Linked DNA regions of Homo sapiens: region 2 is linked to region 1. A link is a loop called in an ENCODE intact Hi-C map of the cell type or tissue named here. Cell type or tissue: Caco-2. All regions are shown on one strand. Links, peaks and the distances in the headings refer to the core of each region. The heading gives the core; the rest is flanking DNA.

Region 1 (5,343 bases), core at 224-5,223:
GACGATCTGCACGGAGATGTAGCCACGACATAACCACAGAAGACACTTCATCTCCTCTACTGCGTCCTCAACCAGTGGGCTAGGTTTTTCTCTTGGCCCGGGCCTTCCTCCTGACTTCTCTGCTCTCATTGAAATGATTTAACATCCTACGTTCACTTTGAATTCATGGTCTCCATTCTGTAAAGGAAAAACAAAAACAAAACTGTCCACCTAAAAGTCACAACTCTAAATTGACCTTCACCTCCAGTCTCTTCCTGTCCCCTGCTGGCCCTGGCATGGCTGCCTCTGGGCTGGCTCTCCTCTCCTAGGTGGGGTGGAGGTTCTTGCTTGATGGTTCAGTTGTAGATGGTTTGTGCTCTTTGGTCCCGGCAGATGTCTCAGCTGAAGTTCTCCCCTAAGGCTGATTTTTTATGTCCTCAGGGGCTCCCTGTGGTGTGAGAGAGGTTTGCATCTAATCCTGGGAACCTGTGTATGGGAGGTTACATGGCAGAGGGAACCAAGCAGGCAGTGGAACTAAGGGTGTCAATCAGCTGACTTTTTTTTTTTTTTTTTTTTTTTTTTGAGAGGGAGTCTTTCTCTGTTGCCCAGGCTGGAGTGCAGTGGCGCAATCTCGGCTCATTGTGATCTCCACCTCTCGGGTTCAAACGATTCCCCTGCCTCAGCCTCTCGAGTAGCTGGGACTACAAGCGCCCGCCACCACGCCCGGCTAATTTTTTAAATTTTAGTAGAGAGGGGTTTCACCGTGTTGGCCAGGATGGTCTCGATCTCCTGACCTCATGACCCATCCGCCTCAGCCTCCCAAAGTGCTGAGACAGCTGACTTTTTAATAGGAAGACTACCCCAGACTATCTGGGTGGGCCTGATGTAATCCCCAGTGTTCTTATAATGGAACAGCGACCAAGGAGAGGCAGGTGAGAAGGTCTTGGCCACTGTAGCCGGCTTTGAAGATGGAGGAAGGCGCCACGGACCAGGGAACACAAGTGGCTTCTGGAAGCTGGACAAGGCAAAGAAATAGATTCTCCCCCAGAGCCTCCAGAGGGAACCAGCCCAGCCAGCACATTTGCTTTATCCCATTGAGGCCCATTCCAGGCTTCTGAACCCCAGAACCACCGGGTAATACATGAGCATTGTTTTAAGCCACTTTGTCTGAGGTCATTGTTGCAGGAGTGACAGGAAATGAATACAGTCTCCCTTATCTTTCTCCCCTGTGGCTCCTTGGCTGTGGGCACTGCCTCCCCTTGGCCATCTCCTGATCCTGCTCAGCTCCTGCCAGAGGGTTCACCCCCATGGGGCAGGCTGCTTGAAAGGCCCCCAGGGGGATCCATTTCTACCACAGATTCCACGTCTGGGCCCTGGGGTTCTGCACTTCTGACTCAACCCCAGAGCAGAACATGCCCCGACCTGTGTGTGGCCTCCTTCTCACTGCCACAGGCTCGTCATGTTTTCTCCCACCCGGGGCAAGCATGGGCCCTCGGGCCCTTGACCCTGGGATGCAGCTGTTTCGTGTCTACCACTGGAGAGCCTGAGCAGGTCCTGTCCTGGCTGTGGTGTCCTCCTGTGTACCAGGTCAGGCTCAGGGAGAGAATTTCAGAGATGGCTTTCAGCTGCAGACTGTTCCTAGAATGTATGACCTGTGCTGTAACAAGCAAAGCTGGTAAAAAAAAAAAAAAAAAAAAAGGAAGATGACCTGGTATAGTGGAGCTCTGGGTATCACTGGCAGCAAAATACCCTCAGTCTCTCAGAAATGGCACCAAATAAAGAGGAGGTGCTTGCCAGGGCCACAGTGAGGGCTTGCGGACAGCCTGGCCACACATTCACTTCCCAGAGGTGAGGCCAATTGGAATTTAGAAGATGCTTATGAAAGGGTTAATTATGCAGGGTTTTTTTTTTTTTAAACTAATATTGATGGAAGGCTGTTCCAACTGAACGTATATTAGGAAGATGATACCTAGATAAACACCAAGTCTGGCTGGGCTCAGTGGCTCACGCCTGTAATCCCGGCACTTTGGGAGGCCGAGGCGGGCGGATCACTTGAGGTCAGGAGTTGGAGACCAGCCTGGCCAACATAGTGAAACCCCGTCTCTACTAAAAAAAATTACAAAGAATTAGCTGGGCGAGGTGGCAGGTGCCTGTAATTCCAGCTACTCAGGAGACTGAGGCAGGAGAGTTGCTTGAACCTGGGAGGCTGAGGTTGCAGTGAGCCAAGATCGTGCCGTTGCACTTTAGCCTGGGCAACAAAGCAAGACTCCATTAAAAAAAAAAAAAAAAGACAAAGCCTAAAGCCATGAACTTACAAGTGCTAGGCTGGGACACTGCAGTCGGGCCGATGGTCAACATGAGCCTCAGGCCCTTGTCTGTGACATTTCTGCTGTATTTCATGTCACTAGGCCAGGGCAGCCCAACGCATCCATGTCCGTGGTGAACTTGCAACTGATATTGGCCCCATCATGCCTGTGCATGGTACACCGTCTCCCCAGATCCTGCCACTCACTTTCCCTGGGACCCTGTGTCCTGGGCTCCTCAGGGAAGTCACCTGCATCTCCCCTGTGCATCCTGTCCTTAGAGAGAAGGACGGCAGAGCTGTGTGGGCGAGGGAGCCCTGACTTTCTGGAAAGTGAAGTTTGCACACACCTCAGGCCTGCCCCTCATGTGTAAATATTATAGTCTAACTCTTAGGGAATTATTTGTTTGTCTTTTATAGTTCACGTTTTAAGGGAGTGTTCTGCCTCCTTTATTGGCTGTATGGCTGGAAACAACAGACCTTACATTTTCCTTGAAATTTTGAATCCACTCATCTGTAAATGGTTATAAGATCTACCTACAGGATGCGGGGAATCTCAATTCTACATTTTTAGCTTTAGATTGCATAAAATAAACTTGCGGATTTCAGTTAACCACACTGCATGTTTGCCTCATTGACATTGCTTTCTCCAGCGTCTCTCAGAAGAAAAGGGGTTTCAGGGCTGAAGCGTTGCCCAATGGGACTCAATTAGCAGGGGAAAGCCTTGTCAGTTTTGAAGGGCGGTGGGTGTTGGGGAATGCCTTGCGTCTACAGTCTGCATTCCACCTGGGCAGAGGGAGATTTACAGGACCTGTCAGTCATGACAGTGATTGGAAAGGAGGAATGCTTTCTCTTATCTTGGATTTGAGCTGAGACACAGGAATCCCACCACCCTGACTGCATTCATGGAAAAGAGGTACAGCTCCTGCCCTCCTGGTCTCTGTCCCCTCCCACTGCCCAGGCATCCCACCCACTCTGTGGATTCCTTTGTGCATTTAGAGTCCTGAAATCCCATCGGGAAGAGACCTCAACAAAGAGTCCCATAGCCTCTGTTTACAGCAGAGGAAAGTGTGGCCCGGGAAGGAAAGGTGACCAGCAGGCAGGACACCCTCACTGAGTCAGCTTCTCATCTGCGACATATCACTTTCTTATATCCTGTGGGATTCTTTGCATTTTATAGACAAGCAAACAAAAAGTCAGGGAGTTGGAGCTGCCTGCCCAAAGTTGAAGGGTAGCTAGCTACTTGTAGGCCCCTCAAATTCATTCATTCATTCATCACACCGTCACTGAGCTCCTGCTTGGGGGCAGTTGGCATGGAGAACAAAGAAGCCTGGAAATCCGTTCTTGAGGAGACAGACAGACGACAGCTCTCCTTGTCTGCAGCCCTCAGTGTGGAGGTTTTCTGGAGTCATGACCCACGTCTGCTTGTTCTCTCTTCCTCGACAGTCTCCCCTGTGGGGAATGGTTATCCTCTCTGATGAGTCAGCTCTCAGCGCAAGACAGAATGACCTCCAAGCCCCCATCTCCCTGTATAGGTATAGCTGCTGTGCAGAGCTCCTTGGCTGCCCAGTAGGGAGTTCCTGCCTAGGATGTGGAAACAGAATGTGTTAGCTTCCCTTCAGATGCGGGGGCACCTGGCCCGGTGCTGAGCATTCAGCAGGCTCCCCTCCCATAACTGTCCCTGGCTTTACTAAGGACAAAGCTGCCACCAACTCACCTGCCTCACTCACCTGGGTCAGGAGCCGCCCTCTGTCTCCCTCATTCCCTGAAGTTAATCTCATTGATTCCAGTTCATAAATGTCCCCAGCCCCTGAAGTGTGTGGTCTCCACACCTAAGGCCACTGCCCAGCCCTTTCCCAGGGGCTACTGCAGCTTCCTGGGTGGGGGCTGGGCCCCTCAGCCCTCTGTGGGGACATTGACCCAGCCGATCTCCACTATGAGGAGCCTGCCAGGCCAAAGGGGATCTTCCTCCCTTTTCTCATCCTGACTTTGTAGAAAAGAGAGCTTTACTCTGAGATTTGCTCCTAGGTCAAGGTCAATGGACTTGGCTTCTGAGATGGCTGCAGCAGCCTTGCCTGAATCAGCCGTGGGCCAACATGACCTACTCTGGCCGGTGGCACAAGAGAGTTTTGACTGGAGTGACCGGTGTGACTCGGACGTTGCAGGAGGGGCCTCTGTCCCTCACACACAGGGATGTCCCCTCTGGGTGCCTGCAATTCCACCATTGGGATGCTTCTAGCTGGGGAGGGGATCTGCAGCACTGCAGACATTGGATAAAAATCTCCAGAAGGTTGCAAAATGGCAGGCGGGAAAGAGGTCAGAAGAGGGAACAGAGCTGGCAGGAAGGCAGGGCTGAGGGAAGAGGTGGATGCAGCCCCCTCACATGGACCAACCCATCAGTAGGGGCTCCGAGGGTGGCAGTGGCATTGGGTGGGCCTGTGACACAAGAAGTGCTGACTTGGGTGGTGTTCAGTGCCCTTGTGTCTGCCTGCAGGCTGGTGGCTCCCCTCCCCATATTTGCCCTGGATGCTTGATGTCCCCGAAGTCTGAGGACATCGTCATCTGAGCCAGTGGCTCAGGCTCCCCCAGGGATTAGCCCAGCATGGATGTTCCTGGCTAATAGTGCCTTACCTCTGAGCCATCCACAGGGGTCTTTTCTGGCGAGATTCTTAGGAGTTGAAAAACGGCAGATTTCTAAAAGGGCAAAGGAATGTAGGCTTTGGTAATCCTAACATGAGATTCTCAATTGAGGCAAGGAAAGAGGAAAGGGGAGTTCCTAAAAATGAAAATAGTCCCAAAGGAGAAGTGCTGATGGAAGGGACTCAAGAAATCCAGTTCCACTGCCCAGGGGTCCTGCAAGTGCCCAGGTTGCAGATGATCCAGAACTGCAGAGGTCCATGGAAAGACCTGGGGAGGTGGGATTAGGTGGAAGGAGAAAACTTGTTTTGTTCTGTCTCCTCCAATGAGAAGAATCTCATCCTCCTGCTCCTCTCTGCTCTTCTGCAGCACTCGATGTAAGCTTTCCTTTTTAAGTCTCTCTCCACCCTGACTTCTGTGCACTG
Region 2 (5,343 bases), core at 180-5,179, 260 kb after region 1:
TCAATATGTTCGTGGTCTCGATATTAGACCAAGTGACTCAAACTGGCTTATTTATCATGGCACCTAAAAAAAAGAAAACAGAGATGGGTGTGACATTTAGGCAATATTTGATCTTAACTCTGTCTCTATTTCTTTGCCATTTTCTCAGCCCTGCCCATCTCTCTGTACTTGCCACCTCCGACATCCACGATTGGAAGATGGCAGCAGTCACCAAGTCTACACGTGTCCTCATTCACCTCCATAAGATTTGAGTCAATTGGAACACTCCTGAACCAACCCCATATCCCAGAGAAAGGCAGGCTCTGATTAGCCAAGGCCTAATTGACCTGCCCTATCCACTGTACTGGGAATAGGCTTGTCCAGTCAAGGAATTGGGGATGGAGTTGCTCTTCCCAAAACTCCACAGCTGCTGAATTGACACAAGGAGGTTGGGATGGCAGGTCCTGGGAGGCCACCCTGCAGTTCATTTCACCTCTTAAGTATGCAAAGGAAAAAGGAGACATGGTTGTTTGATTTCAGGCTTTTTACAGCATGAATTTGGAGTTTGTCACCTTAAGAAAAGGAAGATCACAAAAGGACCTTTTTTTTCTCCGAGAACCTTCTAAGGGTCCTTTTAAGATATACACACTGGACATCTACTTTGTGCTGGGCACTGTATGAAATCCTGGAGGAGAAACATGAAAAGGGTAGACTTGACCTTGAGGGGCTCTGGAGCTTTCTCCTCTCCTTGGTCCTACCCCAACCCCTCAGGGTCCATGTGAGATGAGAACATCTTAGAGGTGGAAGCAGCAGGTACAGGAGCTTAGCTGCAGGGCTGGGGTGCAGAAGGACTGTCTTGGAGTGCCCCCAGCTTGGGTGGTGGGGGACATCTTTCCCTCCTTCTTCTGAGGCTGTGCCTAGAACCTGGATGGAGTAAGCAAGCTCCTGCCACCATGTTCGGAATTGGCAGTCTTACCTGGTCCCAGAGGACAGGGAGACCTGGGGAGTTTCCCTGTTCCAGTGGGGAGTTAGGCATGAGCAGGGCGGGAGACGGCTGCCCTCCACACACACACCAGGAATGTCAGGCAACCTTCAGGTGATGGACAGGCAGTTGTTATGCTGTCTCTCTAAAATAATAATTTATCACAGCCAATGCCAGAGAAAGACAGTCTCCTAACAGATGAAAACACCGGAAACTGGTGATCAGCAGCTTCTTGATAATATCTCAAGAGTTGGGCGAGTGGGCTCAACCATGCGCCTTAAGAGGCAAAATGGTGGAGTTAACTGGTCTATGACCTTCCGGGGACATTTGACTGGTAAGGGAAGAGCGTCTCAAGTGAGCATGCGCACAACTCCAGTGAACACACTGTGCATGCTCCCTCCCAAGTGCTGGCAGGCCACTGTGCATGCAGACAGCCCACCCCAAGGGAAGAATCAGGGGAGAAGGGATGCAAGACCCCAGAAGCATGCCAACGTATAAAACCCCGTCAAAGATCAACAGTGCACTTGATCTCTCAAGTCACCTGCTTGGCCCTCTTCCAAGAGTACTTTCCTCCCTTTCCTTCCTGCTCTAAAGCTTTCTAATAAACTTTCACTCCTGCTCTAAAACTTGCCTCAGTCTCTCCTTCTGCCTTATGCCCCTTTAGTCAAATTCTTTATTCTGAGGAGGCAAGAATTGATGTTGCTCCAGACCATGTGGATTCACCACCAGTAACACCCTGGGTCATCCTTTCTCACTGTAGTCCTCTCAGAACGACCATCTGGCTCCCCGTTCCCTCTGCTCTGCAAAAGGCAGATTTGAGCTTCAAGGACTGGGAAAAGGAGGAAGCCGTTTGCTTTGGGAAGGACTGTCCCCTGCAGCCTGCCTCTGATTGTCTTCCCTCCAAGTGACCTCTCCTTTGAAAAGCACAGGCCTTTTCCAAGGTCTGGGAAAAATAGTCAAGAAAAGCTCAGGAATGCCTTCTCTTAGGAGTCGACCTTTCCGCCTTTCATGTGGTTAAAGAATTCCCCTTTGAGGGTCCCCTTGTGTAAACCCTTTAATTGCGTAGCTAATACAAACCAGAGCAGAAATGATTCATCCAAGAATTCTTGTTTGGATTCATTACCATTTTCAAAGTGTCCCTCTTTTATCTTGTCTCGGATCAGCTGAATGATGCCCGTGTTTAAAAAGGGCTTAGCAGAAGAGATAACACATTATCACTTCTTCTCAGCCTAGTGTGGTGGAAGGAGGTTTACTCTAAAGATAATTAAATCTTAACTCCCAATGGGTGAGGAAACCCAGACTTCCGTGAAACAGCTTCTACCCTGCTTGAGGGCCCCACACAGCTGGGATGCCCCAGAGGTCAGAAAGAGGGGTCTTCCCACAGCATCACCCCACTAAGTGGTGAGTCAAAAAGGGGCAAGTGATAGGGTTTCTTGTTTCAAAATGGAACCGGATCCCAGTATAGATAACGTGCTAAGAGGTTAGGAATCTTCCTACTAGAACTGTGGATTAGCTTGGCTTGACGACAGTAGAAGCAAGATATTATCTGTGTCTGACAAGACTACAGAGAGGTAATCAATAGTCCACACTGGGTGTGGCAGGCACAGAGATGTGTGGGGAGCTCAGATTCCCCTTCACGCTGTGAGGAGTGTGGTTAGCCAACAGCCTCCAAATGAAGATGACAGCTCATAAATCACCCTCAGCTTTGAAGCTAAGATCATATTATTCTTGGGGTGGCTTCAGTTGGTGACTGAGCAAGACTTCCTGGCCACCTCCACCTGACACGGGAGTCTTTGAACAAGGAAGCTTCACTCCAAGCTTACTGTTGGGGAGGTGGAGGCTCTGTCAGGTCCACCACTGTGTGATGGCCCCTCCCATTCCATCCTTCCTCCTCCCTTTTCCTTTCACAGCCATTATCTCCAGCAAACCAATCTCTCCTAACTCAATTTCAGCATTTCACATGCCCAGATCCCCATTCACAGAGCTCCCATGCATCCATCCACCAGTCCCTGAGGGGCTGCATCTTGGCCCTGCTGGAGCTACTATGTAAAAAACAGAGATCCACTTGGGGTGGGGGCTGGATCTTGGAGGGCAGTTTAAGGAATGGCAAGAATGATGCAGAGTGCTGGGAGAAGAAGAATCTTCCTGGAATCGGTCCCTACCAAGATGTCCCTTCCACTATATCAATTCCTAGAGACCGTTAGCCAAGGAATAGGGTCACTATTTTATGGAACAGAATGCCGTCCCAGGGACACTCCCTTAAGGGAGGCTGCATCTGAAAATGTCTTGTCAGTTTCAGAGTGTACGGTGTCTATGACAAGCCACGCTGAGCATGCTTCTCAGGACGGAGACATATCCAGAACTTTCACAGCCCAGAAATCCCAGACTAAGCCAAAGATTCCACACTGGATCTTCATCAGACAAAGCCTTGAAGAACAAGGAAGATGCTTCTCATCACCCAGTTTTGTCTGCTTCAGCTCCAGACATAACCAGGATGCACTTCCCCAAGGCTCAGGAATGGGACAGTATCCAGCTACCCCCAGCCCTGCATGTGCAGGGTCAGCAGTCCCTCTGTCTAGAGGAGCCAGGAGTCACGTTAGTCCTGGCTAACGGCAAACTCAACAGTATTTCCATCTTTTGTCTTTGTGTAAGAGCTAGAGATACCTGCTTGCTCCTGTAGCTTATCCTATGAAAATTCTAAGCCTGTCATTTTCTCTAAAAAGTATCCTAGTAGCTTCTTTATCTGTTAATGCAAAACATAAGACACCTCTAAATGATGTTTTGAGGACTTAGTAATGTAAAACATTTGTTACAGGGATTTTATTTAATTTTTTTGGTAGCTTAGTTCATTTATTTTCCATTTGTTAGTAATTTCTAATACATGAATTTAAGGCCATGTTTTTCTCTGAATCTCCATCTAACGGACTTGGATGTATACGTCTCTCATCATCCTTCATTTCTAAGGCATTTGTAATGTCAATTTAACTTCATCTTTAATTCAAGTTATTTAAAAGTGTGTTTGTGGTTTTGTTTTCAAGAGAGTTTTAAAACTGACATGCAATACAAGAATACTTTGAAACCAGGTTTTTCTAGGCTTAACCCTACCTCTGAATCTAACCCTAACACAAAGCTTGACCCTAACTCACATTTCTTGAGCTTGATTCCAGAGAAAAGAAGACCTAACTGCTCTTCTATCCACTGACATTTTTGCAAAGCGTTATGGATTGTTTGTAATCTGGCATGTCACCCTACGAAAATATGCTTCAAAACCAAAAACATAATGGTTTTGTTTTATTTTTATAGTGGGTGGGTTGCAAAAGGCCAGAAGGAAATTCTGTTTTCTAGACTGCTTATTTTACTTGGAAAGGGAAAATGCCTCTCTAATGGCTGTCCTTGAAGGCAGTCAAAGCCAAGAAAAAGCATTGCCAAGTTTAAGAGTAAATATTCCAAAAAGTAATATTAGCAAATTATTTTCAGGAACAAAGCCCACTACCACCATAATTATTTATTAAGGTTTGGGGGCCTTGGTCATTGTAACATTGTAACTATAGAGGAAACCAAATAAAATGAATGCATACGGTAAAAGGAGAAAAATACTCTTCACAGATAACAATAATTGAAAATATACAATTATTTCAAAGCAGCTTAAGTGACTTTAAAAGACAAATATGGAAAAACCAATAGCACCTGAGTATTGATCTTATTCACAATAGTATCAAAAATATTATAAACATAGAAGTGATTTTGAGAAAATGTGCAGAATGTAAATAAAACCTCCAAGGTCTATAGGAAGTCATAAAAGACATCCATTTGAGAAAGGAAAACTATTTCTAGATGTACAGATGAATAGTCCAAATAGACTTTTTATGAATTTGGCAAAAATAATTTTGAAATTCACCTGAAAGAACAATTGACATAGACTTCCAAAAAGATTGCTTGAAAAGTAAGAGTTAAGAGGGAAGAAGTTTGCAGTCCCAGCAAATATTAAAATATATTTTAAGAAGAACATTCATTAAAACCTTAGAATATTGGCTTAAAATATGACAGAGAGAGACTAAAGGAATGCAATGAAGAAACCTTGAGCTAAAGACAATCATATACAGAAATACAGACAGTCACATGTGGAACTTGACATTTTCTAGTAGCTGCATTTAACAACAGTAAAAATAAATAATTTTAATAATATATTTGATTTAACCTAATATATCAAAATGACATCATTTTAACATGTGATCAATTGAAAAAATTATTTATTTTATTTTTTGAGACAAGGTCTTACTCTGTCACCCATGCTGGAGTGCAGTGGCGCGATCACGGCTCACTGCAGCCTTGACTTCTTGAGCTCAAGTGATCCTCCCACTTCAGCCTCCCGAGTATAGGTC

Evidence for each region. Hi-C counts contacts between places; a loop is a spot of excess contacts. Peaks named below come from ENCODE experiments on the same cell type or tissue, not always from the same donor. Only the 100,000 strongest peaks of a DNase experiment are listed, where the experiment ranks them.
Region 2: a loop joins it to region 1, with 4 times the contacts of the local background. A loop is called at or near these places in 1 of 110 quality-filtered maps.

The regions. Positions count from the first base shown.
Region 1 is chr2:236,690,634-236,695,976 of GRCh38, forward strand. No RefSeq gene overlaps it. Among named protein-coding and RNA genes, the nearest start is that of ACKR3, 120 kb to the left of the region's middle. RefSeq lists enhancers at 900-1,400, 1,401-1,901. In Caco-2, for the core only: no CTCF peak of the experiment used is centred there; DNase peaks (open chromatin) are centred at 1,388 and 3,128.
Region 2 is chr2:236,953,921-236,959,263 of GRCh38, forward strand. It overlaps COPS8-DT (COPS8 divergent transcript), which reads right to left. Exons shown (of 3, transcript NR_187934.1): 2 at 1-63. Among named protein-coding and RNA genes, the nearest start is that of COPS8-DT, 130 kb to the right of the region's middle. In Caco-2, for the core only: no CTCF peak of the experiment used is centred there; DNase peaks (open chromatin) are centred at 1,891, 2,301 and 2,591.